2 separate regions of the Mus musculus genome follow, and region 1 is linked to region 2. A link is a loop called in an ENCODE intact Hi-C map of the cell type or tissue named here. Cell type or tissue: gastrocnemius. All regions are shown on one strand. Each heading gives the region's core, and the rest is flanking DNA. Links, peaks and the distances in the headings are about the cores only. Region 1 overlaps Tbc1d32 (TBC1 domain family, member 32). Region 2 has its middle 40 kb from the start of Gja1.

Region 1 (15,441 bases), core at 2,821-10,820, 170 kb after region 2:
TGTGTGCACTCAAGTATATCTACATTTCTATTTTCTGTGTACACACAGAACATACATACATACATACATATACCTATACATATGAATATGAGGTACGTAAGTACATATATAAAACACACATGTGTATAATTTTTTTCTAGGGGCATGGTCTCTACACACAGTTTAGACAGACCTGAGAGTCTCAATCCTCCCGTCTCATTTAGTTTCTGAGTGCTGGAATTACTAGATATGTATGTGTAGGTAGTTTTCTCTTTATTATTGCTGTGACAAATTAACTCAATAAAATAGCTTAAAGGAGAAAAGGTTAGACATCTAATACCTAATTTCTGATATCTAGAGTCATGTAGTGATTCACTACCATATCAGTGTTCTGTACTGGGTATTATAAGCATAGAAAATAATAAGGCATGCTTATGTTAGCTCCCAGTTCAAGGGGCAGTCTGTCATGGTTGGGACCTAGTAGCTTGAAGGACCCATTCATGTTGTTTCCCACAGTTAAGGAATGGAGACAAATACATATTACTGCTCGGCAATCTTCCTACACTTATACAGTCCAGGATCCAAACTAGGGAATGGCACCACCCACAATGGACATATCACCACTAAATCAGTTAATATAATCACATTTTAAAATATATAGAATATGGATATCAGCATCCATGCAGGTATAAAGCAATAAGTAGATAATGGGAGTTTCTGTCAGCCAACTTCATCATTAACATAATTTCTAGGTTTTAATATTTGTTTTTGATATTTTCTTAAAAGTTGGCCAATCTGTTAATGCTTCCACTTAAAGTAAGCAGATATTATTGGTACAATTTGTTTTCTGAGTGGATGATATTATTGGCTGTTATCCAACTTGTGAACTGGCTGTCCCTTGTCAACCTTTATCTAGCGAGGTATATAAGGGGATGGCATCAATTAGACAAAACCATAGTGTATTAGCATATATGACACAATGAATTTGTAGGAATGTGGTACCTGAAAAATAGAAGATAATGCAGATTGGTATGGAACTAGATCACATTTGGTAGCCAGAATTACACTTGAATCTGTAACACAGACAGTGATTCTCAGTAACTGGCTTATGTGAAAATCTTGGGTTGATTTGCCTCATCAGCACAGCTAGTAAAAGAGTATCATCTAATGTTGTATGTACCTCAGATATGTTATTTCACAACCGGCATTTGTGAAGGTTTCTGTTGTTGTACTTGCGATATAACTTTATTAGATTGCATACATCACCTCTGCTACATCGTACAATTATATGATTTGTCTTGTCATCATTATTATTTTTATTTTTTAATGTGCAGGCTGCTCCAGATTGCTCTGAGACAGCTCTAATTCATATAGCTGATATTTTGGCAAGAATCGCTTCTGTCGAGGAAGGACTCATCTTACTTCTGTATGGAGAAAATATGAACTCTTCTGAAGAAGAAAGGTGCGTGCATGTTTTAATCTTCTTAACTATTTGGGAGTACTCAGGTTTCCTGAACAGGTCCACATTAAACTATCTTTGATAAGTCTTTTTTACATGTTTATTGTTTTTCTATGTATGTATGTATATATGCCTGCATGACTTTATATGCACTACATTCATGCATTCAGACATCCCTGGAGAGTAGAATTGAATGCCCTGGAAGGGGAACTGCAGACAGTTGTGAGCTGCCATGCAAGTGCTGGGAACCTGGATCCTCTGCAAGAGTAGTAAGTGCTCTTAACAATGGAGCCACCTCTTCAGACCCTTTCTTACCTAATCTTAGCTCACAATAAGGATAGTAGCAATCATTCCAGATGGGATCCAATACCATCTCACAGCCGTCTGAAGCCACAAGAATTTAGTTCATGTCAAACAGATTCATAAAGGAGAAGGCACACCTTTCCTCCTCTTCTGTTACCCTGTCCTAGCTCTGCCTTTGCCCGTAGTAGACTTCACGTGCTTCTAGACTCTGTGCTTCTGATGGTGTGATACTTCAGCAAACCTGTGAACCTATGAAAGTGTTTACTCTTGGTTATTAAAACTGGCATCATATATGCCACCCTGAGATCTCAGTTCTTAAATACAACATGGACATTTTTTTGGCCGAGTGCAGAATAATAGATCATTTTTATTTTAGCATTATACTCTTATTTCAGTTTGCTGTAATTTATTCAGATTCTACCCCACTTCCCCTTTAATAGATAGCAGGCTGTGCCTCAGACCTTGCTTCCCTAAATGACTATAATATGCACAGCCAGTTGATATGATAAATTACATTAATTACATTAATTGGCTTTTAAATGCCAAGCAAACACAGAAGTGGATGCTCACAGTCAGCTATTGGATGGATCACATGGAGGAGCTAGAGAAAGTACCCAAGGAGCTAAAGGGATCTGCAACCCTATAGGTGGAACAACATTATCAACTAACCAGTACCTCGGAGCTCTTGACTCTAGCTGCATATGTATCAAAAGATGGCCTAGTCGGCCATCACTGGAAAGAGAGGCCCATTGGACTTGCAAACTTTATATGCCCCAGGACAGGGGAACACCAGGGCTAAAAAGTGGGGGTGGGTGGGAGGGTATGGGGGACTTTTAGGATAGCATTGGAAATGTAAATGAGGAAAATACCTAAAAAAAAAAAATGCCAAGCAGCCATACTCAGGGGCTAAATCATACCTGATTGTGGTACCCATTCCTCTCTCCCATCGTGGCTTTGAGTTTCTAGTGGTTATTCTGGATCTTTGTCACATTGACAAATGACACTAGCCTTGGAACCTGGAATATCTTTGTTCTTTGATATTACTACAATGTTGGTTTCATAAGTTAGAAATGGGCCCAGGAGCTAAGGCTGACCCACAGCTATCTGCACCCAAATCCCACCAGGAGAAAACTGGTCTCCTAGGAGTGCTCTTATTCCTAAGCTCAGAGGTGAGGCCGCTAGTTAAACACCAGTAACTGTCCAAAGGGGGGCATGCCAGGAGCTCACAGGGCACAGGGGCAGCATAGCAGCTGGGGACAGGATCCTTCCTATCTCCATATTTGACTGTCCCACAATCCCCCACACCCAAATCCCACCAGGAGAGAGCTGGTCTCCCAGGAGTGCTGCCACACCAAAGATTGCAGGCTTACAGGCCCACAGAAGGGACAAGCTCCAGTCAGAGACAGCAAGATCAACTAACACCAGAGATAACCAGATGGCAAGAGGCAAGGGCAAGAAGCTAAGCAACAGAAACTAAGGCTACTTGGCCTCATCAGAATCCAGTACTCCCACTACAGCAAGTCCTAAATACCTCACTACAGTGAAAAAACAAGATTTGGATTTAAAATCACATTTCTTGATTATGATAGAGGACTTTAAAAGGGACATAAAGAAATACAAGAGAACAGAGATAAACAGATAGAAGCCCAATCGGGCAGTGGTGGCGCACGCCTTTAATCCCAGCACTTGGGAGGCAGAGTCAGGCGGATTTCTGAGTTTGAGGCCAGCCCGGTCTACAGAGTGAGTTTCAAGACAGCCAGGGCTATACAGGGAAACCCTGTCTTGAAAAACTAAACTAAACCAAACCAAACCAAATCAAACCAAACCAAAAAAAAAAAAAAAAAAAAAAAAACCAAAAAACAATTTCTTAAAGAATTGCAGGAAAACACAACCAAACAGGTGAAAACGTTGAACAAACCCATCTATGATCTAAAAATGGAAATAGTAACAATAAAGAAATCACAAAGGGAGACAATCCTGGAGATAGAAAACCTAGGAAAGAGATCAGGAATCATAGACACAGGCATCACCAACAGAGTACAAGAGATACAGGAGAGAATCTCAGGTGCAGAAGATACCATAGAAAACATTGACACAACAGTCAAAGAAAATGGAAATGCAAAAAGCTCCTAACCCAAAACATCCAGGAAATCCAGGATACAATGAGAAGACCAAACCTAAGGATAATAGGTATAGAAGAGAATGAAGAGTCCAAACTTAAAGGGCCAGTATATATCTTCAAAATAATTATAGAAGAAAACTTCACTAACCTAAAGAAAGAGATGCCCATGAATATAAAAGAATCTTACAGAACTCCAAATAGATTGGACCAGAAAAGAAAAGAAAATCCTCCCATCACATAATAATTAGAACACCAAATGCACAAAACAATGAAAAAATATTAAAAGCAGTAAGGTAAAAAGGTGGAATTTAGCAGGTTGTAGCATATAAAGGCAGACATATCAGAATTGCACCAGACTTCTCACCAGAGATTATAATAGCCAGAAGATTCTGGGCAGATGTCACCTGCCCACCAGGACATCCATCCCATAATCAGACACCAAACCCAGACACTATTGTGGATGCCAAGAAATACTTGCTGACAGGAGCCTGATATAGCTGTCTCCTGAGAGGCTCTGCCAGAGCTTGACAAATACAGAGGTGGATGCTTACAGCCAACCATTGGACTGAGCACTGTGTCTGCAATGGAGGAGTTAGAGAAAGGTCTGAAGGAGCTGAAGGGGTTTGCAACCCATAAGAAGAACAATAATATCAACCAACCAGACCCCACTCCCCCCAGATCTTTCAGGGACTAAACCACCAACCAAAATGTATTCAAGGAGGGACCCATGGTTCCAGCCACATATGTAGCAGAGGTTGGCCTTGTCACATGACAATGGGAGGAGAAGCCCTTTGTTCACGGAAAGCCTGATGCCCCAATGTAGAGGAATGTCAGGGTGGAGTGGCAGGAGTAAGTCGGTGAGGGACCATTCTCATAGAAGTGGGAAGAGGGAGTATGAGATAAGGGGTTTCCAGAGGGGAAACTGGGAATGGTGATAACATTTGAAATGTAAATAAATAAAATATCCAATAAAAAAGTTAGAAATGATTTCTCCTGCTTCTCTCGTGTGCCAGAATTCTAGAGAACTGTTATAACTTCTCTAAGTATTTGATAGTATTCATGTGTGAGATAACGTGTACCTTGAATTATCTAATCCTTTTAATTACTTAATTTCTTCAGTAGACCTGTTGAGAGTTTTCGTGTGGAATTTAGCAGGTTGTATTTTATAGAGAAATGATGTAGTTATTTATCTATACATAGTTTAATGTTATCAATAATGCACTCTTGCTATCTTGATAGTGCCTGGAATCAGTAGTGAGAAATGTAACCTCTCATTCTGGTGCTAGTGTTTTTTACTTATTATTAATCTTCCTCCTCTTCCTCTTCTTCTTTTTCTTCTTCTTCTCTTTCTTCTCTTCTTCTTCTTATTTTTACTAACTTAAAACTGAACAATTTTGTGGCTTTTTCCAGAAAATCATATTTTGATATTATTGATTTAGTTTACATATATGCTTGTACATGTGTGTGTGTGTGCATTGTGTGTGTGTGTATGCATGCACACACATGGTTGTACTCACAGACATGCATGTTCCATGGTACATTTGTGGGTTTCAAATGAGAACGTTATAAAGTTCGTTTTGTTCTTATATATTGATAGAATTATGAGGATCAAACTAAGGGCATAGCACTCACATGGCAAGTGCTTTTGCCTACCGAACAATCTTCCTGGGCTGATCATGTTTGTGTGTGCACGTATGCATACATGTGAGTTTTTTGTGTGCATATGTAAGTATGCATGCATATGTGTGTGTACATGTGAGTGTATATATATATGAGTGTATATGACAACATATATGTGTTTGTTAGTGTTTATGCATATGTGAGTATGTATTAGCATGTGTGCATATGTGTGTGTATGTGGATATGTGAGTGTGTGCATATATGAGTGTATGTGTGTGCATATGCGAGTGTATGTATATATGAGTGTATATGACAACATATATGTGTTTGTTAGTGTTTATATATATGTGAGTATGTATTAGCATGTGTGCATATGTGTGTGTATGTGGATATGTGAGTGTGTGCATATATGAGTGTATGTGTGTGCATATGTGAGTGTGTGTGTGTGCCTATATGAGTGAGTGGGTGAGTGGGTGTGTTAAAAGCAGAACATCTTATTGCTCTTAGAGCAGAGTAAATTTTTTCACCTCTGTGGATAATGACATTTCACCTCATACTTTCTCATTTCCCCTCATTTGTTTTTAATCTGTTGTTTTGGTTTATTACCCCTTAGGTGTCTAAAACAATTGTTGGTAAGGATTACAAAGGCAGTTGTCGCTTGTGGTCATTACTTTTTTTGTTGTTGTTGTTGAAAATGCATGGAATTTTACTGGAAAAAACCTTCCAGAAGCCTCCTGCAGTCCTGTGCCTGAACACCCACACTTACAGAAGCCTCCTGCAGTCCTGTGCCTGAACACCCACACTTACAGAAGCCTCCTGCAGTCCTGTGCCTGAACACCCACACATCTCAGTGGAGTTAGTGTTGACGCGGTGCTGGATCTCAGGCCTCAGTGTGTGCATTTTGATTTGCTCTTCCCTCTTGTTTCCTGATTTCTGTGCCTTCCAAGAAGTCCCAGGGCTGGCAGCTTGCAATTTTAAATGGAACCTGGAGGCTATAGTTTTCCATAAACTTCCTTCTAGGCACGCATGCTTTCAGTGTTGTTTGGTTGTTCCCACTCACAGAGATACTTAGTTCATCAGACTTCTAGGTCTGATGAATCTAGCTGTTGCACTGTGGCTGGCCACTGGCACTTTCTAGGTTTACTCAGCTCTTCTGCATTCCAAGTCCAAAATTTCCCATTATCTTTCCCATTTGCTTTCTCCTGGAGGGTTTTTATGCATTTAAAAACTAGTTTTACTTATGAATTTTTTGAATTTATGGAGGAAAGAGAGACATTATGCCTTTAGTTTGTTGGAACTGGAGCTGTTAAGTATTTAACAATCTTTTTCTTTTTTTAAGGAACATTTTTCTCCTATCATGAATTCTAAGATCTTTTCATCTATTACTTAACCCTCTACAAAATCATTTCCTTTTTAAAATATTGCCTCACTAATAATATAATCCAGCCTTGAACTATGATCCCCCGTCAACCTGTCAACCTTAACTGTATGTAAGATCATTAAGTAGCATCGACTTTGAGTCTGGGTAATTTGGGTATGTGACAAATTTATTTATTTGCAAGGTTTTTGTTTTTGTTTTCAGTAGCAAAGCTTATAAAATTAAAAAAAGTTACTGATTAGAAAAACTAAAAAGAAAAGTGCTAGTATGCCTCGCCTTATATCCTTATATAGGTTCTCTGTTTTTGTATGGATATTATTAATTTGGATAAATCAGGGGTTTGCCAGGTACTGCCTCTAGGGTGTGTATGTATTTTTGCTTTTAAAGAAAGGTTCTGTCACATTGAAGTGGGACAAACAAGATATAAACTACCAAAAGTGACCTCTGATTATCATTGTGTGGTACCCTGATTGTTTCCTTAGTAGAAAGGTTGGAATGTTTGCAAATGCAATTAGAAAGAGTCCGGCTCATTAAATTTTGTTTTTCACATTGGAGCCATGAGCAGCTTGCTAGCTGTAAAAAGGAATTAGGGGGCTAGGGAATACCTTAGCAGGGAAATGTACTTCGTACTAAACTTGATGACCTGGATTTAATTGCTGGGACTCACATGGTAGAACTAGAGATGTGACTGCTGCAATTGTCCTCTGATCTCCAGGTTGTCCCGGGACTTTGTTAAGCACACACCCCCCACACAGAATTGGCAGTGTTTTTCTGGACAGCTTATGCTGTTAGTGTTGGCATTAAGTGCAAAGGGAGAAAGCACAAATGAATGTTTACAGACTGCCCTCTGTGGGCAGGACAGTAAGAGCCATCCATTTGCTTATATTGCTTAGACAGATTGAAAGGCAAGGAAAACCGTTAGTTCCAGGCAACAGAAGAAACCATACATGGAGAAATGTTCTCCATGAGATACACATTGATCATACTTAGATTTTAGGTTACAATTAAATAGTTGCTTTAGGCTCCAAATGATAAACAAAATAAAGAAGAAAGAACTCACAAGTTTTAAAACCTGTGAGACAAACAAGTAAGGAAACTTCACAGGCTGGTTAGTGACAAAGTTGTGTAGAAAGAGAATTACTGCAGCTATTCTCAACGTGATTGAACTGTATTTGGGTGTAGTGTAAGGGAAATGATCTTCAATGCCAGCTGCATTTGGTATTTTTAGAAGCAGTATTGGTGTTATTTTAAAATTGTTATGGATAATAGATGACTAGGTAATGGCATTTGGCACTAAGACTTTTCAGTGTAAGATACAATATAAAATCATAAAATTAAAGAAACAAAAATTTGACTGTTCAGCACATAATGGAAATGCAATTATGAGCTTCCTTTTTTTTCTAAAAAGATTTTTTTTTCAGGTCACTACCCTGGCAAAGACCTAGAAGGAATGATATTTATCTTTCTTTTTTCCCCATAAGGGGGTACAGGAAGCCTTGAAGAAATGACTGTTTCTAGGTCAGAAATAAGAAGTATACAGAATCATCCTTACATAATTTTTACTCTAGAAAACAAGGTAACTGTTTAAAACTAGCAGGATAGTGCCAAAAGTTCCTCAAGAAAGAGTCTATTGTCTTAAGACATGTAACTTAAGGGTCAAAAAGTAATGGGTACAATAGGGTAAAATATTATTAGGTCTATAAAAACATTGATTAAAGAGATATTAAAATAATAAAAATAGTAAAAATAAAGCACACATGAACTGAATAATTTCTTTTTGATGTTGCTATGATACCAAGTATATTTATTATTTTGCAAATTGATATTAGAATATTTTTCTAACTTTCATTTACACACTGTATTTTAACAAGTTACCCAGGAAACATTCTTTGCAGAAGTCTAGTTGCTTAATACCAACAAAATTCTTGAATCAGAAAATATTCATGAAGTCTTTCTTCATGAAATCTTGGCAATCACTACAATAATTACTAAAATCATTTGGTGAAAAAGCCTTTCTTACTAGAAATGCAAGCGTGGTGTCATCTGCCAGGCTAACTTTTAATATCACCTAAAGTGGGGCCACCAAATATGTGATTTATGCAGTAGGCACACATCACCAATGAAGCTATTTACCAAGGAAGAAACAAAGAACTAACGTTCAAGCCTCAGACCTAATTATTATCTTCGAGAACATTTGAGGAAATGGGAAATGGGTTGGAAGATACTGTGGGGAAACAGTTATTCAAATAAAAAACTATTGAGTCATTGACTTGGAGAAAAACTTCACAGGGAGTATGAATCACAGGGCATAGCCCGCAGGACTTATAGGGAGTGTAATTTAAACAAACCCATCTAGGGGAAATGACTTCCTTGAGAGACTAAAGAGAAGTTTGATATGGGCTGTCTAACTAAAAGTTGTAATTTTTGTGTGGATACACTACATTTAAAATAGAGATTTTGTTATTTGGAGGTGTACACTGGGTTGCATATGCAAGGCAAGGATGGAAATGTGTTTATACAGCTGCGGCGGAAGGCACTGGAGGCTAGACGGCTCTCTCACATCTCATGCTTACTGCTTTTGCTTTCTTAAAAATCTAGAAAAAGTGTCAGTACTGCTTCTCTCTGGGGTTAGACAGACTAAGTGATCTTGCTTCTCTCTCACCATTAGCTGTGTCCTATTATGCAAGCTACTTCTGTAATCTGTACATATATTCTCCCGCTTTAAAGGATTATAGAAAAAGAAACAATGTAAGCACATTAAAATACTTAAAACAGCAGCTTTCACATTGGAAGCATTTTTTTCCCCATCTCCGCTACTATTATTTGCTGGAGAAACGATCTCAAACTTTGAGATAGGGTGTTGAGATGCTGTTATTGTAATGGGGAAGGTAGCAACAGCTCAAATAATACGGTATTCTCACTGTAAAAGTAAGAACACTCATGCATAGACCTGGTTCATGGCATCCATGTGTCTCTTTTAAGTATCATCAGATTTGCTGTTTCTCCCACCTGGTTGCCCTTTCCTGTGTTCTACAGAAACCTTTGTCATGACTGGACATGTGCACATTGGTGAATCAGGGATACCGACTTGTTAGTCAAAGCCTATGAGATATGTAAAAGTAAGTGAGCTTGTGGAGACAAGCTGTATTGTTAGTGCTCCATGATGTCAGGCTCAATTGGGTTTGGGGTCACATCTGTGGTCTTTTTTTAGTCTTACAGGTGCTCATATAATAGCCAAGTTTTCAAAGAAACTTCTTGAAGAAGATATTTCTATTTTTTCTGGATCGGAAATGTTGCCTGTAGTTAAAGGAGCTTTTATTTCTGTGTGTCGTCAGATCTACGGTACCTGCGAAGGCTTACAGGTGTTGCTTCCTTATGGTTTACATGAATCCATAGCAAAGGCATGGAAGAAGGTATGTGCTTCAGACTCCCTCCCTGCAGACCTTGATTTCAGTTACACATCATTGTAATACCTTATCATAGATAGGGTATTTTAATGGTACATGTATCTCTCTTTCCCTCTTCTTTCTTTCTCTCTTTCTTCCTTTCTTCCCTCCCTCCCTCCTCCCCTTCCCTCTCCCTCTCCCTCTCCCTCTCCCTCTCCCTCTCCCTCTCCCTCTCCCTCTCCCTCTCCCTCTCCCTCTCCCTCTCCCTCTCTCTTTTTGAAACAGAGTCTCACTATGGAGCTCTGGTTGGAACTTACTATATAGACCAGTCTGGTGTTGAACTTACAGAGAGCTGCCTGCCTCTGCCTCCTGAGTGCTAGTATTAAAGGCGTGTGCCACCATGCTAGGTTAAATATTACTTCTCCAGCATTGTGGTAGTTGGTATTAGCTATCCATACTTCTTAACTTGGCACAGGGTGACTTCAGAACCTCCTTCTCAGTAGAGCTAGGGTCTAAGTCTTTAACTGATTACCACAAAAGTTTGTACTCTGCTAGCAGAAGTTTGAGGTGAATTTTCTTTGTATAGGGTCCCTTTCTTTGTGAAGATTAAAATATCAAGAACACAATGCAGCAGGAGCCATATACAAACCAGTGGATTGCTAAGTCTTTCAATTTCATTGAGCCAGATAATTTAATTTTGAAAGCAACTGACTTAAAAGAGATCAAGGATTAACAACAGAACTACAGAATTAGAAATCTTGTGAATAGCGTCATTGGTCAGAAAAGCAGAAAAATGAACTAACCCATTAATTTCTCTTAGACAAGCTTGCTATCAGAAAGGATCCCCACTCCAGTAGAGGGCTCTGATTCTGTTTCCTCAGTGAGCCAGGTGTCTCCGAACAGGTAATTATTATTGTTTGGCATCTCTCTATTGTATTTGTTGAGATAATTTAGAAATAATTGAAATGCAATGGAAAATGGTAGAAAAACATTTTCCAGGAGGTTAAACTGTGTATGTACACGTTCAAGGTAAATTACATTTTATACAATTACTATTATTTATAGATTATGTGATAGTTGTTACAAATGTAGAAATAGTGAATAGTTTTTACCTCATCCTGTATTTATATTTTGTGTTAGGAAGCTTGGTGGATTATAAAGTTTTCAGAAATATCAGAGAATTATCAAATAATAAAACTGGTAAGGGATCTTGCATGGATGGTAGAAGTAAAATGTTTCTACACGGTAGAGAGATCTACTTAGTTTTCAAAATATGGCAAGAGTGCAGTTTAATTATGGTTTCAGCATTTGACAATTATGTAGGTTAGTAGTTCACTGTATATATTTGTGCTTCTTTAGAAATATTAAGTGGCTATGATGTTAGGTTAACAAGGAAATAATTTATTAAACTAAAGTTTAGTGATCTACATTTTCTAAGTTTTTCCTTTAGTTTATGGTTGAGCTTTGGCACAGTGTAGATCATAGTAGGGCGGCTTTAAGGGATCTTCTTTGCTAAATGCTGACCTTGCTTCTTTCTCTTTTATAGGATAGAGCTTAACTTATAAAATCTAATAATGTTTGTTTATTTGTTTGTTTGTTTATTTTTGGTTTTTATAGACAGGCTTTCTCTGTTTAGCCCTGGCTGTCCTGAAACTCACCTTGTAGACCAGGCTGGCCTCGAACTCAGAAATCCGCCTGCCTCTGCCTCCCAAGTGATGGGATTAAAGGTGTGAGCTACCGCTAGGAAAAGTTTAAAGGTTCAATATAGTTCATTCTCTGGAATTTTCATGTTTGTTTATTTATAAAATGGTTAACAAACGCATCCACTGCTTCTTTTTCTCCTTTTTGTTGAGAGTATGGAGAAATTAGACAGGCTTTGTCCAGCCCCCATCTGTAGACGTATGCTTTCCTCAGATGCACACCTCACTGTCATCAACTTCATTGCACATAAAACAGAGCAGAATTCATGTTTGCTAGAGGGAGCTGCTTCCTATGGAGCTGAGATTCTCAGCCTTCCTAATGCTGGAATTCCTAATACAGTTCCTCATGTTGTGGTGACCTCCAACCATAACATTATTTTCATTGCAACTTCATAACTATAATTTTGTGACTATAATGGAATGTAAATATATGATATGTAGGATATTTGATATATGGCCCCCAAAAGGGTTTCTACCCAGAGCTTGAGAACTGCCATTATGGATGGAGTGTACTGGAAAAGAGGCACTCTTGAATACAAGAGCCATAAATTCATTCTTCCTTCATACAGAATACAGAGTGATTAATAGGTGGAAAGAGGCAATGTTACCTATGAGTATGTGCTTACAGGAAAGTAGTGCTAGGGAAGAAGATGTTTCCTAACCTCTGTTATTACTATCTGTGTTGATTAGAGCTTTCTAGGGAGAACCAGTAGGATAGATTCATGGATCAATGTATGAGTGAGGAGAGAATCAAGTAGGGGTATTCGTTCCCACTATTATGTAGGATAGGATATTTGAAGAGTAGATTCTGGGATGTTGATTATATTGCTTAGTCCAAGGGTCGAGAGTCTTCTGTTGTGAGATTTGGGCTGCGAAGGCCAGGAAACTGGTGATTTTGGTTTCAAAGGGCAAAAGAGTGCTCCTGGGTTCCTAGGGCTAAGCTCTCTGTTGTCTTCCTATCTGGACCCTCATCCAATTGAATGGCACCTTCTCTACACTGAAGATAGATCATGTCCACTTAGTCTACTGAGATTTGTACACCAAAATCCCCTGGAGAAAACCTCACAGATATACCCACAAATAATGCTTTATCACTTTTCTAGCTAGTCTTCAAATTTAGTCAGACTGACATAAATTACTCATTACAATGTCTCAAGAAAAGCCAAAACATCAATACAACTGAGAGTTCTATGTCCAGATGCTCAGGCAGCAACACTGGTTCTGGCTTGGGTGGTTGAACCACAAAGCTTATCCCCGGTGACACACTTACTATAATAAAGCCACACCTCCTCTTACAAAGTCACACCTCCTAATTCCTCCCAAGTCATGCTTCTTCCTGATGACCAAGCATTCAAGTCTGAGTCTGTGGGGGGCATTCTCATTCAAAGGAGCACACTAGTGGAGCATGCAGTTTGCTGCTTCACCCCATTCACCGCTGCTGCCTCCTAAGGGAAAGAACAATAAAACTCAGTGGCCAGATCTTCTGCCCCCTTATTAACATTTGAAAGGCAGTTAAATATTCACAGAGAAGATTTATTAAAGCATGGCAACACTTATTTTTCATAATTATATACACTCTTCTACATTATGTACTGGGGCCACTCATGTAATTTGTTTCCTGTTTTACATGTGGTGAATGTGGAATCTTTTTTATTGCTTTTATGACTAATTCATTGACTTAATGACATATATTTCATAGGCATGTTCCTGTGTGAGTCGCTTGGCTTAACTTTTCTAAAACTTATTTTAGTGTTTCATTAGCATATGCTAATTGTACATAATAATGGCTTCAATTATGCCATTGTATACATGTATGAAGTGTATGTCTATAACAGAACCCCTCTCTCTTCTCTTTTCTACTCCATCTCTGCTAATCCCCTTCTGCTCCTCAACGTGCCTTGTATTCTGGTCTTATGCCAGTTGGCTGCATTTGGATTGTTTATAGGAGCAAGAATGAGGGTTTGTTTCTGGCGCATGGACACTTGACGAGATGTCACACCATTGAAGACAATGTTTCACCCTTCACAACCACAATTAGCTGCTTAGAAATCCTCAGGCAGGGATGGGCCTTGGCATCAATGTCATGTCAAGGAATGAAGAAAGAGACTTAATTTAGTCCAAGAGTGAGTCCTAATTTGAATTCTCCATTTTCCTTCACTGCCTTTCATTCATCTTTAGTTTGTGACTCCTGTCCGCATTCTCTGTTGTGTCTGATCTATCCCTGTGTCTTTCCCTAACAGAGAGCTTTGTTCTTTGTTTATTGAACATAGAAAACATAGTACATGAAAGGGATGATGAATACATTTTTATAGAAATCTTGAACAGTTTTACTAGAAGTTACTTTACTGATTCCAACTGACTCAGAAGGGTATTGGAAAGAAGCACATATGTTACCATCCTATATCCATCCACATGTCACTTCTAACATTTGTAGCTATTTGCTTATTTTGAGATTGCTTTTAGTCTCCTGGCTACTTTCAGAAAATGATTACCATATGCACGAGAACACACACACACACACACACACACACACACACACACACACACACACACAGACATACACACACTTCTGTATCAGAGCCATGGAATAATAATTTAAGGTTAAAGCAACATATTTAGTTTAGGTGGTAAAATCTGGTTCCATGGGAAATGCAATCAATGATAAGGTAGTTTCCATTGTTGTTGTAAAGGCAGGTTCAAGGCTGAGTACACAGTGTGATAGTGAGTTGAGTACATAGATCTAGATGATCTCTGGGCATTCTACTACACTGGATGCAAGGTCTTGCTAAAATCCAGGCTCCCAAAGACAAGAGCATTACCGCAGGCCTCATAATTTCTTCCCCATTCCTTGTCTGGCTGCTGGGGTTCAGTCTCAGGTCCTCATACAAGTCCTCTCAGATAGAGAGCCAGGTTCTCACTGTGCAGCCCTAGCTGGTCTGGAATCCACTATGTAAGCCAGACTGACCTCAGATTCTCAGAGATTTTCCTACCTCTGTCATTGGCTCCCAAATACTGGGATTGCAGGTGTGTGCCACCATGCCCAGCTAATTTTCTATGTTGAGAAGTAGCTGTTCTTTCAAACCACACCATTACCACAAAGTGTTTCCTATCCCCAAACACATGTTCTTATACTTAAGTAGTTTAATTGTATATCAGTGTCGGGGCAGGCAAACATTTCTTACCGGTTCTTGAAGTTATCACTCCTGTACCTTCTGGACTGTGTGGCACCTGACAGATCTTATTATCTACAGTAGAGTGCCTGGGGCTAACACGTGATGTCCTTATTGGGCTGCTCTTGCTTGTATGTTTACTGTTTGCTTGATCTCTGTGATTTAAGTTAACTTTCTTGGTACTCTGAATGATATTTTAATTCATAAACAAATTGTATATTTTTCTCAATTGGAGGAAATACTATTTAAAAAGTTTAATTGGGCAATATATCTATGGAGTATAGTGGTTTTCAATTTTTTCTACGGTTTCTGCTTTCTTTTCTT
Region 2 (15,441 bases), core at 2,859-10,858:
GGAGTTTGAAGTTGGATGAAATGCATTGTACATTATGACATGGCTATTGGACTATGAGAGCCACAGAGAAATGCGGTGGTTTGAATGATGAACACTCCCCATAGGCTTGGGCATTTGAATGCTTGATTCCCAGTTAGGGGAGCTGTGTGAGGCGAGTTATGTGGTGCAGCCTTGCTGGAGGAGCTGTGTCACTGGACGAAGGCTTTGAGGATTTAAAAGCTCCCAAGATTGCCACTTTCATTTCAAACTCTCTGCTTCTTGCTTATGGTGATTGTTTTTGTTTCTTATCTTGTTTTGTTTGTTTCTTTTACATAGCAACAAAAAAGTAAGTAATGCAGATGGGTATCACATTGTGACTGTAGATTAATTTTTTTTTCTTGGCGGGAAAACATTTCAAGACAGGGTTTCGCTGTGTAGCCCTGACTGTCCTGTAACTCTGTAGACCAGGGTGGCCTCGTACTCAGAAATCCGCCTACCTCTGCCTCCCAAGTGCTGGGATTAAAGGCATGTGCCACCACTGCCCAGCAGACTAATTCTTGTTGTATAGTTATTTTCACAATAACTAAATAGATAGATAGATAGGTAGATACATACATACATACATACATACATACATACATACATACATACATACTTATTTTGTATCTTGCCACAGTACATAAGTGTTTATGAGAGTTCAGTGCTATCTGGTAAGTTCTATATGGTCTTTAAAGCATAGGAAAATGTTGTCTTAAAAAAGAGACAGTTTGGCTTCTTCTGTTTCTGTTTTTGTCCCTTGTCTTTCTCTCATTTTACTGCAATATCTAAAACTTTGAACATTAATATGAATAAGAGAGGGGAGAGTGGGTATCTTTGTCCCATTTCTGATTTTAGAGTAAAAGTTCTCAACTTGTCTCAATTTAGTATTGGCTATAGGTTTGTTGTATATTGCTTTTATTATTTTTAAGGTATGTTCCATCTATTCATAATATCTTTAGGACTTTTATCACGAAGCATGATTAACTTTGCCAAAGCATTTTCTACATCTAGTGAGAGGATTATGTGATTGTCACCCTGAAATTTGTTTATGTGGTGTATTATGTTTACTGATGTGTGCATGTTAAAGTAACTTAGCATCTCTGTGATGGAGCCTACTTTGTCATTATGTATAATTTTAATGTGTTGGTTTGCCAAATTGAGAATTTTCAATTACTTTCATCAGGGAAATTAGTCTGTAGTTTTCTTTGTTGTCTCTTTGCCTTTTTTGTGTATTGAGGTAATATTGACTTCATATAATGACTTTTTTTTTTTTTTTTTTAGTGTTTCTTACCTTTCTGTTGTGGGAAAAATTAAGAAGGTCTGGATAATATCAATTTTAATATCACTGAAGTTTGATAGAATTCAGTAGTGAATTCATCTGGTTGGTCCTGGCTTTGTGTGTGTGTGTGTTCTCTGTATAGCCTTGGCTGTCCTGGAAGTCACTTTGTAGACCAGGCTGGCCTCAAACTCAGAAATCTGCCTGCCTCTGCCTCCCAAGTGTAGGGATTAAAGGTGTGTGCCACCACGCCCGGCTATTGATTTCATTTCCTACAATAAGTTTAAGTTATTTATATCTTGACTTTAATTTTGGTAGGTCATATGCACTTAGAAATTTGTTCATTTTTAAAAAGTTATCCTGATTTTTTGAGTGTAAGATTTCAAAATATGATCTAATAATGTTCTGAATTTCATTGGACTGTGTTGTAATAACACTTCTTTCCCCTATAATTTTGCTAGAATATTATTATTATTATTATTGTGTGTGTCTCAGTCTCAGGGGAGTCAGTTCTCTCTTTACATAATGTTGGTCCCCAGGTCTTCAGACTTGGCAGCTATCACCTTTATGCATTGAGTCATATTACTAGCCACTTATATTCATTACACTATGCTAAATACCATTCTATACTAATTATATTATACTGATGTTATATTAGAGCATGTTATACTACAGTATAAATTGTACTATACTAATTATACTATACAATGCTAATTATACTACACTATAGTTATACTGTACTATACTATACTGTAGTATACTATACTAATTATTTTGTACTTTACTAATTATACAATACAGTATCCTATTATACTATACTGTACTTTACTAATTATACTAAATTGTACTATGCTATGCTATACTTAATGTACTATACTGTACGATACTAGTTATTCTATACTACACTGTATTGTACCACACGTGCTATACTATAGAAATTATATTATTTTTGAGACAGTACCTCGCTTTGTAGCTCTGGCTGCCCTGGAGCTTTCTGGGTAGACGATGCTGGCCCGAGGCTCACGGAGATCCACCTGACTCTGCTTCCTGAGTGCCGAGATTAAAGGTGTGAACCATCGGACAGATCCCCTTTCCCTGGCTTTTAAAGGGGCATTTATTAGATGATGTTACTAGGAATCTCCTCCTTCCATCAGTGGCGTCTTCTGCCTTTCCTCTGTGTTGGCTTCCAGAAAAGGCCGCCTTTCTTCTGTGGCTGGTTGAGAACCGATCTGGATTCATACCAACTGGCCATCCTTAGTGCACAGGCACTAACTTCCAACAGAGTTAATAGAAAAGACCAGGAAGGAGGCTCACCGCCTCATTCTGACCTGATCACTGCAAGGAGGTCGCAACACTATAGATGTCTGTAGATGCCCTCTTTCATGCTCTAGAGCTCAAGATGGATTTGGCCTTTCTCACACCCACTTGAGTTATGGGGGAGATGGCATCATTACAAAAAAGGGAAACAAAGGCTTACCAGAAAATAAACACATGAACATGGTACAATTTCATCCTTTAATAACACCCATAACCAATGTTAAGAAATAGACAGTGAAAAGATTTACATTCAAGTGCTAATTATTGCTTTAGTTATAATGCTTTGCTCAAAAGCCTAAACAAAGCAAAAACAACTTAAGTAATCCTTTTGTCCAATAATATAAGAACTATAAATTTAAAGAATATAAAATGTATTACAGGACTATTAAATGAATGTTTTAAAGTAGCTTTTATGTTTATGAGGAAAGACTATTGTATAATAAAAAGCCATGAGGGAAAAAAATAAAGTAATATAAACAGTGTGTGCATGTGTATGTTTAAAAGCAAAAGGAAACAAATCTAGGGAAATCTATTAAAATGATAATAATTTGCTCAAAACTATTGGAATTCCATTATTCATAAAATGAGTATTTTTGGAGTTTTATCCTATTATTTTCCTCATAATTTCCATATTTTTACATATGTTTACTATAGATAGCTGAGAGATTCTCTGCATTCAGATTGGAATTCTAGTAACTGCTTAAATCCTATCATCCAAGCATCAGTTTTACAGTGGTTGAAGAAATATTCTTTCAATATGTATCTCATTAAATTCATTTTTATTTGTTCTGAAGGATATTATTCTTCTACAGGAGCCATAAATAATACCTGCGATTGACAGAAAGATTCATTTATTCATTCATTCATCCAACCACTTAGGATTTGTTGCAGGAATTAAAAAACAACTCCCAAAGGAACTTCTGAAAATTAGGAAAGTAAGAAAGCTTGGGAATGACCATGGGTCAGTGGAAAGGGGATTTTAGTGATTGGGATATGTCAGTCATTCTTTGGGTTAAGTAGTGAGGAAGAGTATGATGCCATCTATGCTGGTACAACCATTGTGAGCAAAGAAATTACACTCGTGTAATGTAGCATTTACTTGCAATCACAAAAGTAACTTAGGGCTCAGTATCTAGGTCTAGGGAAGAGGTTGCAGTGCTAGGTTGGGTGGCAAAGTTGACAAGAAGTCCCTGAACAAGACTAGAAAGCAAGCTAGCTGTCTTAGGGTTTTACTGTTGTGAACATGACCAAAGCAACTGTTATAAGGACAATATTTAATTGGACCTGTCTTACAGGTTTATAGGTTCAGTCCATTATCATCAAGACAGGAACATAGCAGTGTCCAGGCAGGAGGATCTGAGAGTTCTACATCTTCATCTGAAGACAGCTAGAAGAAGGCTGGCTTCTTAGGTAGCTAGGAGAAGGATCTCAAAGTCCATGCCCACAGTGACACACTTCCTCCAACAAGGCCACACCTCCTAATGGTCCCACTCCGTGGGCCAAGCATATTCAAACCACCACATAGAAAAATGAGCTAGTCGGGGGTGGGGGTGGAGTGGAGGGTATAGGGGACTTTCGGAGAGGAAACTAAAAAAGGGAATAGCATTTGAAATGTAAATGAAGACAATATCTAATAAAAAAGATTTAATCACAGGAAAAAAAAAAGAAAAGAAAAAGGAGCTGGTGAGAAAAATAAACATGACACCACAGAGAAGGGCCCCTTGACCTCAGATGGAATTAAACCTGGTAGAAAAGCAAGCTGTTTCTTGTACCTGATATAATGGTGACTATGTTCATTTCCATTTAAATATTTGGATTTCCTGTTAAAGCTTCTTTATCTATCTATAGCCGAAATGACGCCATTGTTGGTGCTTGGAACTTGTTGTACATGGTTATAAGCTTCTGTAATATATATATGTATATATATGTAAAATATATACATATTACAATGTCAATCTTTTTGTAAAGTATCAAGAATGCTATATCTTACTCATGCTTGGGTATGTTATCAATGCTGAATTATTAATACTTATAGAAAATTTTCAATTCATCTGCTGGCTTAGTTAGAGGTAGAGGAAATGGTATAAAGTCCATTGGACAAACTGATTTTGTGATAAAGTTTTATGGCTGCCACCCTCTGAAACTTCAGCTTGATGAAAGGATGTTATTTCTTTGTCCAAGCTTTAGAGGAGATGATTGTGACCAATCCGTACCCCAGCACTTCTGAACCTTGCCATAGTTCCTCTCCCATACCTGTGGGGTAGGCAGAGAGGGTGTTTGCACGGATGAGGGACCTTTCAAAGAAACGATATGAAAGAACTGATGGGCCTAGAAACTATTGCTTATTGATCTCAACCACTGGTAGATTATTGTGCTTGAGTCTACGTTTTGAACTCTGTCTTAGTCAAGGTTTCTATGGCTGTGAAGAGACACCATGATCACAGCAAGCCTTATAAAGGAAAGCATTAACTTGGGGCTGGATTACAGTTCAGAGGTTTAGTCCATTGTCATCATGTAGGGAAGCATGGCAGCTCACAGACAGAGATGGTGCTGGAGAGTAGCTGAGAAGTCTACGTCCAGATCAGCAGGCTGTAGGGACAGACAATGACACTGAGCCTGGCTTGAGCACTTGAAGCCTCAAAGTCCATCCCCAGTGACACACTTCCACCAACAAGGCCATGCCCACTCTAACAAGGTCTCACCTCATAATATTGCCACTCTCTATGAGCCTGTGCTGGTCATTCCAACGACCATCAACTCCACGTGTAGTTTCTAAGACCCTGAAATCACAGGGTAGAGAACCACAAATATAGGACCTTTACCTAGTGTGGGTCATTCTGGTACAGGGCAGAGCGGTGTGATGAGAGACAGTGGAACAGAACTTTCAGAGGACTAGAGAAAGCATTTTGAAAGTTTTCACAGTAAGGTAATGGTGACCCACTTGTTTGGTGAGATAGCGGTTTAGCTGAGGCTACAGTGACCCAAACACTGTAAAATGTAAACATGCATGGGAATATCACATTATCTCATTAACATGCTTTAATATTTAAGCTCTTATGTGTTATTTTGAATGAACTTAGCTAAAAAATTCAATAACAAAATGACACACTGAAAGGACATGGACGGGTAACCCTCATAATTTGTGAAGTTTTGTTCCTGTTATCTTGAAGGTTATCCTACTGTGTGCTGCTATTGTATAGTTAAGTTTTCCCTCAAGGTGACCACATTCTATTTCCAAAGTTCTATTACATTTCTAATAAAATTTTGTTCTAGGAAACAGAGGAGACAGGGAATGGTTAGCCGGTTGAGTATAGGACTCTATTTTCCTCTACCTGAGGGTAGTAGGGCTGTCTGGCCAGGTGCAGTTCCAGAATGTACCACTAGAGGGAGGGAGCATACCACAGAGCGGAGCTGCGAGCTGCTGTTGAGTTACTTCTGTTATTCAAGCTACTCCTTCCTCCCCCTGTCAACAGAAACTAGGAGCTGAAGGGGTTTGCAACCTTATAGGAACAATATCAACCAACCAGACCCCTCAGAGCTCCCAGGGACTAAACCACCAACCAAAAGAGTACACATGGAGCAACCCATGGCTCCAGCTACATATGTAGCAGAGTATGGCTTTGTCGGGCATCAATGGAGAAAGAAGAGGCCCTTGGTCCTGTGAAGGCTAGATGACCCAGTGTAGCGGAATGCCAGGGCGAGGAGGCAGGAGTGAGTAGGTGGGTGGAGGAACACCCTCATAGAAGCAGGAGGAGGGGGAATGAGATGGGGGTTTCCAGAGGGGAAACATAAATAAAGAAAATATCCAATAAAAGAAAAAAAAAGGGGGGGGGTGAGTGGGAAGAAAGAAGCTATGAGTCTTCTTGCTTGGGAGAGGTTTGCCAGGAAGTGCCTGTGAAGGGAGAAAGGTGGCATACAGTAGTTTTTCCTCAGCACTAGCAGGTTTTAAAATTTTTTATTACATTTTGTATATTTCATTATTTATTATCTATTCATTCATTCATTCCTTTTTGTTGTTGTTGTTATTTGTTTTAGACAAGGTCTCATGTAGCTCAGTCTATTTGTTATGTAGTAGATAACAGTCTTGAACTAAACATACTGCCTACATCCCCCAAATGCTCGGATTACAGGTGTGGGATACCACGCCCAGCTAAGTATTTATTTCTGAAACAACCTACTAACTAATTCAGGGAAAATAGGTAAATAAAAATCAAGCCAGGCAGTGGTGGAGTATACCTTTAATCCCAGCACTTGGTAGTGAGAGCTAATTGGAACTGTGAGTTTGAGGCCAGCCTGGTCTACAGAGCAAGTTCCAGGACAGCCAAGATTACAAAATAACAAACAACCAAAAAACCAAACCAAACCAAAAAAAAACCTCGCCTCGACCAAAAAAAAAAAAAAAAAAAAAAATGATAGTAAACTAAAAGCCAGGCTTCCATTAAAACACGCTCAACTGTGAAGAGAGGGTGACACTTGCGTCTTACTGTGGCGAGATGATAGAGAGACTTGGATAGAGTGACAAATATGCACTGTATCCCAACCGCTGGTCCTAGCATCCTAGCCCGGTTCTTCTCCAGTGTCCTCTCTTCCATTATACATGATCTTATACTATCTTTCTTCCAATCACTGAAGGAATGGGAGAATTTTGCTTTTGTTTCTTGGCAAGGATCTTCTTAATCCAAAAGATCTTGTGAAGTGATGCGATAGGTATGAGAGGCCCAAATCTGTAATTCAGGGGTCGGGGGTGGTTGAGGCAGGAAGACTGGAAGTTCAAGACTAGCCTGGGCTGTGTGGTGAAGGTTTGTGTAACTAGAACTGCAAAGTAAGATTTTGTTGTTAAAAAGAGAGGGTGTGGCGTGGTACATGCCTTTAATCCCAGCATTCTGGAGGCAGAGGTAGGCAGATCTATATCAGTTAGAGCCCAGCTTATTTACTTAGCAAGTTCCAGGCCAGCAGCCGCTACACTGTGAGACCCTGTACCAAAACAACAACAACAATAACAATGAAACAGAAAACAAGAAACAAACAAACAAAACCCCAAACAGACTAGAAAATAAGAAACATAGTCAAGTGCACATGCCATGGTGGCAAAGAAAAAAAAGTAGCAATTACAGAAATGGTGCAAAGAAAAATAATACTGACATTTGACTGTTATTTTTATTATTGGGGAGTGTGTGTTAAAAGCAGGGTCTTTATAGTCCCCCCTGGACTGGAATTCACTATGAGGCTCAGGCCACTGTTGTTATTTTAACTATTTAATTATTTCTGTTGGGTTGTTGGTTTATTTTGAGACAGGATCTTTCTTTGTAATTTTAGATTACATAGGGGACTTAGTGGTTTCTGGGAAAGCATTCCCAAACACTATCAGTGCACATCCTAATCATATGTATATTAGATAATAATAATTATTATTATATGTTAATAATACATAAATATTAAATATAAACATAATGTATTTCAAACATTGGGTTGAAATATTCATGGTGACACCTATCTATAATCCGAGCCTAGGAAGTGGAGGCAGGAAGATTAAAAATTGGAAGACCGGACTGAGTAGGGAGACATTGTCTTCAAAACCAAACTAAAGTCAATAGGATAGCTGATAGGATGGTTCAGTGATTTAAAGCACTCACCAACACAAGCCTGAGGATCTGGCCAAGAACCCAAGAACCCATACAAAGGAAGAAGGAGCGAATGGGCCCACACCACTCTCCTCTATTATCCTCCTGTGCATCACTGCATGGATTCCCTCCTCCCCTAAGAACAAATAAAATCTTAAAAACCCTAAACCACAAATAAAACACCCAAACCAAACAACTGTCCTCAAAACATTAAGTTGACTGTAAATTACTATTCTCTTTATCAAAAATAATATTAAGGTATTACCCATTTGAATATATAATGAAAAAACTAATTAGTATTTGTCAATTTTAAGTATGTGTGGTGCGTGTACATTTTATTTTATTTCATTTCATCTTACTTTATTTATCTTTGAACTAAAACTAGTAGGCAGACACTCCAGGCCTATTATGGACACAGACATAGGGACCACTACAATGGGGTCTAGGGAAGCAAGAATGGATTCCACACTCAATATATTTTGACCATCTTTTAAAACATGGGCCTCCATTATAAGACAAAACCCAATGAAAAGACCTTTTGAAGAAGTAGTCACAATATTTGTAGTGACTATTATTACGTAACCACTCTGAAAAATTCATCATTTAAACTGCTTTAAACTATCACTGCCATATTGAAAACATTCTGTACACTAAAAGGAATATAATTTATATCTCAATCTATTAAAATCCTCATTCTTTTCTTAAAGTAACATATTGAATATTTTTAAATGTCCTTATCCATTTTCATAGTAAGGATAAATATTTTATGTTCTAAAACACATTATTTACCCCCAGTGGGTCAGCATTGCTGGGCTGGAGCTGGCTTTGGAATACAATGGAAATATTTGATTTCAAACCCTCAGAGAAGCTTCCCGCATGTGTGGTGGATAAGCACACATCATATTATCAATTGCATTTGTATCATTAGAGATGGACACCTTGCTTTATTGAACCTCAGAGAGCATCAGGTGTTTCTTTGCTTTGGTTCTTAAACTGATACTTGATTGTCTCATGCCACATCTGATCCCATCAATCAGGTGACATTATCTATTCTCAAAGCATTCTTTGAGACGACATCATTGATATAACAAGACCAAAAAGGTCTGTCACGCACTGCAGAAAATTTCAGAACCTAAAGCTTGCAGGGCAAGGAATTTCTGCCTGTGCATAATTTGCTAGAGAGTTAAATTTAGAAGGGCAGTGAGTCTACCAGATTAAGGGTTTCTGACAGTGATTCTTGACAAACTACTTTTCGATGATAAAGAAAAAGCATGAGTAATTTACTGGGGCACAGTTAAGGTTGGAGAACTATTGCCCTGTTGCAAATCAGATCAATCCGAGGAGGAATTGGAGTGGAAAGGGATTTGCAGCCGCGAGACTTGGTTTTGAATTCTAGCTCCTCATATTCCAGTAATGTGACCTTGCAGATTTGCTCTAATTCTTGGAATCACAGCTTCTCGTCTGTGCCATCTATCACACACTGTAAAAATGACAGGGAGAAATCTATCTAAAGGAAAGTTATAAATCTCAAAGTACTATTACCCAACTCCACAGTTTTGTTGAGGGCCTACAGAATTCAAACCATACAAAAAAGTACATGTTGACGCAATAAGGTCTTGGATAAGCAGGGCCTCCTCGAATTATAAAAGGAAGTCACCCTCCTGGGAGGGCTAGCTTTCCTTCTGCCCCTCTTCCTCATGCATCTATTTTGACCACCCACAGATACAAGCAAGTGCTGAATTCTGAGTTATTCCTATTGAAAATAATCCCCTTCCCTACACACATTGGCTTTGCATCCTTGCTGACCTGGTACTTACTAAGTACTTCAGTCTGGTCTCAATTTCATGGCACTTACCTTACCCACACCTCTAAGTGCTGAGATTATAGGCATGTTGGCATCATTATATCCAGCAATGAAACATTCTCTTGTCCGCTGACATATTGCGTTTTCATCAGACTTTTACTGTTATGATCCTTCTACAAAGTAAGCTGCAACCAAACTCATTATAAATTTGCAACTGAGACTGTTCTATGGATGCCACAGGGAACTTGGGGTCCTTCTTTGGTTTATTTTTACAGATGACCCGATGTAAAGCTGCGACGTTAAAGTTTGGGAAGGGAGTAGAAGCCAGAGTCCAAATGCAGGGAGATGAGTCCTTGACAAGATATCAAGATTTCCACTAAGGTCAAGTGGACTTAGAACTGTCCTTCTGTCTTCAGCTTTCACCTCTGCTTTGACATTTAAGCTCCCAATGCTCCAGCCTGCTTGCAGATAAGACCTTTGCTTCTAACTCTAAAGCTTTTTGTTGTGAGGTAGCAAATAGACTCTACTGTAACTCCAGTGAGCAAGAAAACCCAGCTTTATTATGTTTCCTGGAGAGTCAAGAAACACAGACACTGGTATGAACCTAATTTAATTTGAAATGGTAGGATTAGCAAGAAAAAAAAACATTCTTTTGGGGTTGGGGGTAACACAATTTATCTTGTTTTACTTAAGATGTGTGTGCATTCTGCTTTCCAATTGGGTTCATATCAATGTAACATCTTTTGCGAGATAGGATTATTCCACTCCACCTGATTTTTTTGGGGGAAGGGTGGAGGAAGGAATCTGGAGTTTTTTTGGAGGCGGTTGTTGAGAGAATGGTGGAAAGCAGGATTTTCTTGGTCTCAGTGCTAAGCACTGTACTGTTTGTCTGATCTCACTACTGGACCTGAGCTCTTTGTGGGAATGAGCTTGCTCTCCTAATCTTGAATTCAGTTGGCCTCCTTACAGCTTTCTGAACATCCCCCCATGTCATTCATAGTGTTCTGTCCATTAAATCACAGCTACCCAAAGCTGGAGTTTTCTCCACCTGCCACCCCTGAGAAGTTAACAATTAAAATCCATAGTTGTAGCTAGACTGATCTAGATGACTCTGATACCTGTTTGGAGAGCTACTCTCTTCTTAGATTTCCAAAGCCAGAGCCTCACATTCTTCCTTTAACCTTTGTTACCAGATGGGAGAAGTCACCCTTAGCACTTGAAGTGAAAGGAGTCTCTTTCCTGCTTTATAGGAGAAAGTCTATGGCCTGATCTATCATGTTGTGAAATTCGGACAAACAGATGAGTTTAATATCATATCAAGACGACTAGATGACTTATATTGTCTCTTACTTATAACAGCATGAATACTCTGTATTATTTGATTTATGTAAATAAAAATAAGTCATGAACTACATGGTAATGTATGAGCAACTACCCATTCTTGCCCAAATTTATGCTATTAATTATTTGGGTTTGCTGCTATTCTTAGCTTCCTAGTCACTTTCCTCCAATTTGAACATAAACCAGTGCTCATTGTGAAAAGCTGAAAGCACTTCAAGAATTCACATGAAAGGGAATTTAATGCAAAGATTTGGAACACAATGAGCAGCTAGGGAACAAAAATGAGACAATGAAGTAATTATCGTGGTAGCAATAGCACCATAAGGATTAGCTTTTCTCTCAAGGACAGAGAAAAAAGGCAGAAAGGTGGTATCACCGTACCCCAGGGTGTGAACCTGCAGCATCCGTGTCTAAGGGTGGCTAGAGGTAGAAAATGGAGTGAAGAAAATACCGAAGAAGCTGCCCTAGGAAGAGGATAAAGAAATCACCAATTTTCTTTGCCATAGTCCTTACCACAGCCTTCAGGCACAGTGTGCTTACATGGGATGCTAAAATCCACCAGTGGGCCATCTCTACTGAAAATGCAGAGCTGGGGACCAATGAAGAATGCATCTGGGAGCAAGTAGGGCCAGGAGTGGCTTGAGCCAGCTTTATGGCTTGTCTGTTGGGGCTCTACTCACTTCACATTTTGGAAGAAGTTACGTGGAAGACTTCTAGCCTGCTCACAATGGACTGGACACCTGTTAGGCTTGAGCCACTCCTTCACCTGAGGATTCCTTTCCCTCTCCTAGATGGGGTATTCTATGTTCTATGCCTTCATCTCTGTACTTTTAGGCTCATTTGTTTCATATTTGAGACATTTTCTAGTGACTTTCTGAGAAACATAGCAGAAGGTATATTCTAAACTTTATGTCATAAATATCTACATAACCTTATTCTACCTAATGCCTGATAATTTGAATATGTATAAGTTCCATATGATAACAATTTCCATTCAGAAATACAAAGGTATTATTTCATAGTCTTCTTTTTCCACTGGTTATTAAAAGTCAAACAGTCTCTTGGGGTTTAGGGAATGCTGTTTTGATTTTTAATAGATTTTACTAAATGCACTGAAGAAGAAGAAGAAGAAGAAGAAGAAGAAGAAGAAGAAGAAGAAGAAGAAGAAGAAGAAGAAGAAGAAGAAGAAGAAGAAGAAAGAAGCAGCAGCAGAAGAAGATGATGAAGAAGAAGAAGAAGAAGAAGAAGAAGAAGAAGAAGAAGAAGAAGAAGAAGAAGAAGAAGAAGAAGAAGAAGAAACCTACCTCAAAAACCAAAAATTATATATTTTGAGTGAAATCATAAAGAAAATTACACTAATCTAAAAAAGGAGATGCCTATCCAGGTAGAAGAAGTGTAGCAGGAAATAACTAAAATGGCAGCATCCCACAGTTCTAGAGGCTGTGTTAAGCTTCTAATAGTTTCAGATATTGGTCATTCTCAGATTTCTGGTGGGGTTGAAAGACTAGTTATAGGTTCATAGCCAACCTAGTCTATTTAACATTGAAAAAATATATTTGTGAAGGTAGTTTTCATAACATAACATGGATTTTAAGCCTTTTAAAGTTTGGATAGATAACAGAATGTTTAAATTTATTTGACACAAATGATGGACTAGATGCAAGGTGTATTTTATACTTTATAAATTACAAAATGGCAAAAGTTGTGTTCAATTTATATTTGAGAGGACAGAGCCTTTTAACTGGACAAAAGCAGGGAGTGGGGGGATGTGGATTGCTCTCTATATGTAGGTGAGGGCAGGCAAAAGATAAGGTGAGCACTTGTGATTGGGCAGTGGAAAAGGAAGGCAGGCTAAGAATTTTAGAGATGAGTACAGAGGAGAGAAGAAGGGAAACAGAAGAAGAGGTAAGATGGAATTTATAGGAGAAGCAGAGGAGCCAGAATCACATACTACTGGGAGCCATAAGTATTGGGGATTTCTTAGATAGACGATTAAATGATAATTAGGGTGCTTCTGCCCCATCTAGGTGTGTAGCCTGTGTTTATAACAACTGAGCTTTGAGTTCATTGTGAGGGCATTTTGTGGGTTGAGCATTTACTAACAGATGAGATTTGAAAACAGGATTTGTTTTTATGCTATAAGAAATATACCTTAACATCAAAGGTACAGGTAACTTTAGGCTAAAGGATAGAAAAAGATATTTCAAGCAAACAGACTCGAGAAGAAAGCAGATATAGTCATTTAAGGATAACACATATTCCTCAAGGGGAAAAATATACAAAGAGGATATGGCAATTCCTCTTGTCTATTCACCAAACACAAAGGCATTCGAGTTCATAAAGACCACTACAGCTAAAATCACACAGTCTTTTACACAGTGACAGTATATAACCTCAATACCTGACTTCCACTAATAGATGACTTAAATAGAAAAAAACTAATCAGAGAAATGTTGGAGTAAAATGCCATAAATCAAGTGGACCCAGCACATATTTACAGAGCATTTCACCCAAACACAAAAGAATACAGGTTCTTTTCAATGCCTCATGGAACTTTCACAAGTTTCTCCAAAATTGATCACAGACTTTGACACAAAGCAAGCTTCAACAGAGACAAGAAAATTGAAACAACTTCCTGCATCCTATTTGAGTACCATGGACTAAAGCTAGATATCAACAACAGAAACAACAGAAAGCTTACAAATTCATGGAAACTGAAAATTCATTACTGAACCCAAAAATGGGTCAAGATAGAAATTAAAGAATTAAAAGCTTTAAAAAACAGAATGTAAGTGAAAACACAACATATCCATATTTATAAGACATGATGAAGGTGGTTCTTAGATGCAAGTTCATAGCATTGACTACATAACAATATTGGAACTATCACACATTAACAACTTAATGCTACACCTGAACACTCCTGAAAAAAATAAAGAAATAACATCCAAAAGGAATAGCTAGCAAGAAATAAACCAAGAAATGAAATCAGTAAAATAGAAAACAAACAGCAATATCCAAAAAGTGTATTAGATGAGTTGTTCTTTGAGAAAAATCTATAAACCATGGTAATTAAAAGATAGAGATAATCCAAATTGATAAAATTAGAGCTGAAAAGGGCAACATTGCAAAAGACAACAAGGGGTTGGGGATTTAGCTCAGTGGTAGAGCGCTTGCCTAGCAAGCCCAAGGCCCTGGGTTCGGTCCTCAGCTCCGGAAAAAGGAAAAAAAAAAAAAAAACCAAAAGACAAGAAGGCAATCCAGAAAATCATAATGACCTACCAAAGTAAAATGAAGATTTCATAAGCAATTTAAACAGATTCATAATCTCTAGTGAAATAGAAACAATAATTAAAAGTTTTCTATGCAAAAGAAACTTAAACTCAGAAGGATTCAATGAAGAATTATATCAGACTTTCAAAGAAAAAATTATACCAATACTCCTCAAATTATTCTGCAAAATTTGAAATAGAAGAAATATTTCCTAATTATTTTTATAAAGCCACAATTATTGACACCTAAATCACGTAAAGACCCAACAGGGAAAGAGAATTATAGACCAATATCCCATATGAAATAGTTTTTCAATAAAATACTTGAAAAACACATCAAAAAGATCATCCACTTTGGTTAAGTAGACATTGTCAGAGAAATGCAGGGAATGTTGAACATTTGTAAATCAACAAACATAATCCATCACATAAACAGACTGAAAGACAAAAATCCGTGTGATCAACTGATTAGATGCAGAAAAGACTTTTGACAAAATTTAATACCTTTTATGATAAAGTCCTACAGAGTATAGAGACACAAGGGACACATCTTAACATGATAAAGGTAATGTACAGCCAGCCTGCTGCCAACATCAACCTAAATGGAGAGAAACTCAAAGCAATTCCACTAAAATCAGGAACAAGAAAAGGTATAATACTTAAAGTCTTAACTAGAACAATAAGATAACTGAAAGAGATCAAAAGGATACAATAGAAAAGGAGGAAATCAAAATATCTTTATTTGCAGATGATATTAGGAACGTCCAAGGGCTTTTTCCAGCCCACCTGGGG

Evidence for each region. Peaks named below come from ENCODE experiments on the same cell type or tissue, not always from the same donor. Only the 100,000 strongest peaks of a DNase experiment are listed, where the experiment ranks them.
Region 1: a loop joins it to region 2, with 4 times the contacts of the local background. A loop is called at or near these places in 5 of 42 quality-filtered maps.

Annotation. Positions count from the first base shown.
Region 1 is chr10:56,156,844-56,172,284 of GRCm38, reverse strand. It overlaps Tbc1d32 (TBC1 domain family, member 32), which reads left to right. Exons shown (of 33, transcript NM_001033385.3): 15 at 1,314-1,441; 16 at 10,073-10,274; 17 at 11,068-11,150. Among named protein-coding and RNA genes, the nearest start is that of Msl3l2, 58 kb to the right of the region's middle. In gastrocnemius, for the core only: no CTCF peak of the experiment used is centred there; DNase peaks (open chromatin) are centred at 4,345 and 7,637.
Region 2 is chr10:56,329,851-56,345,291 of GRCm38, reverse strand. No RefSeq gene overlaps it. Among named protein-coding and RNA genes, the nearest start is that of Gja1, 40 kb to the left of the region's middle. In gastrocnemius, for the core only: a CTCF peak has its summit at 5,984 (motif pointing right); a DNase peak (open chromatin) is centred at 5,993.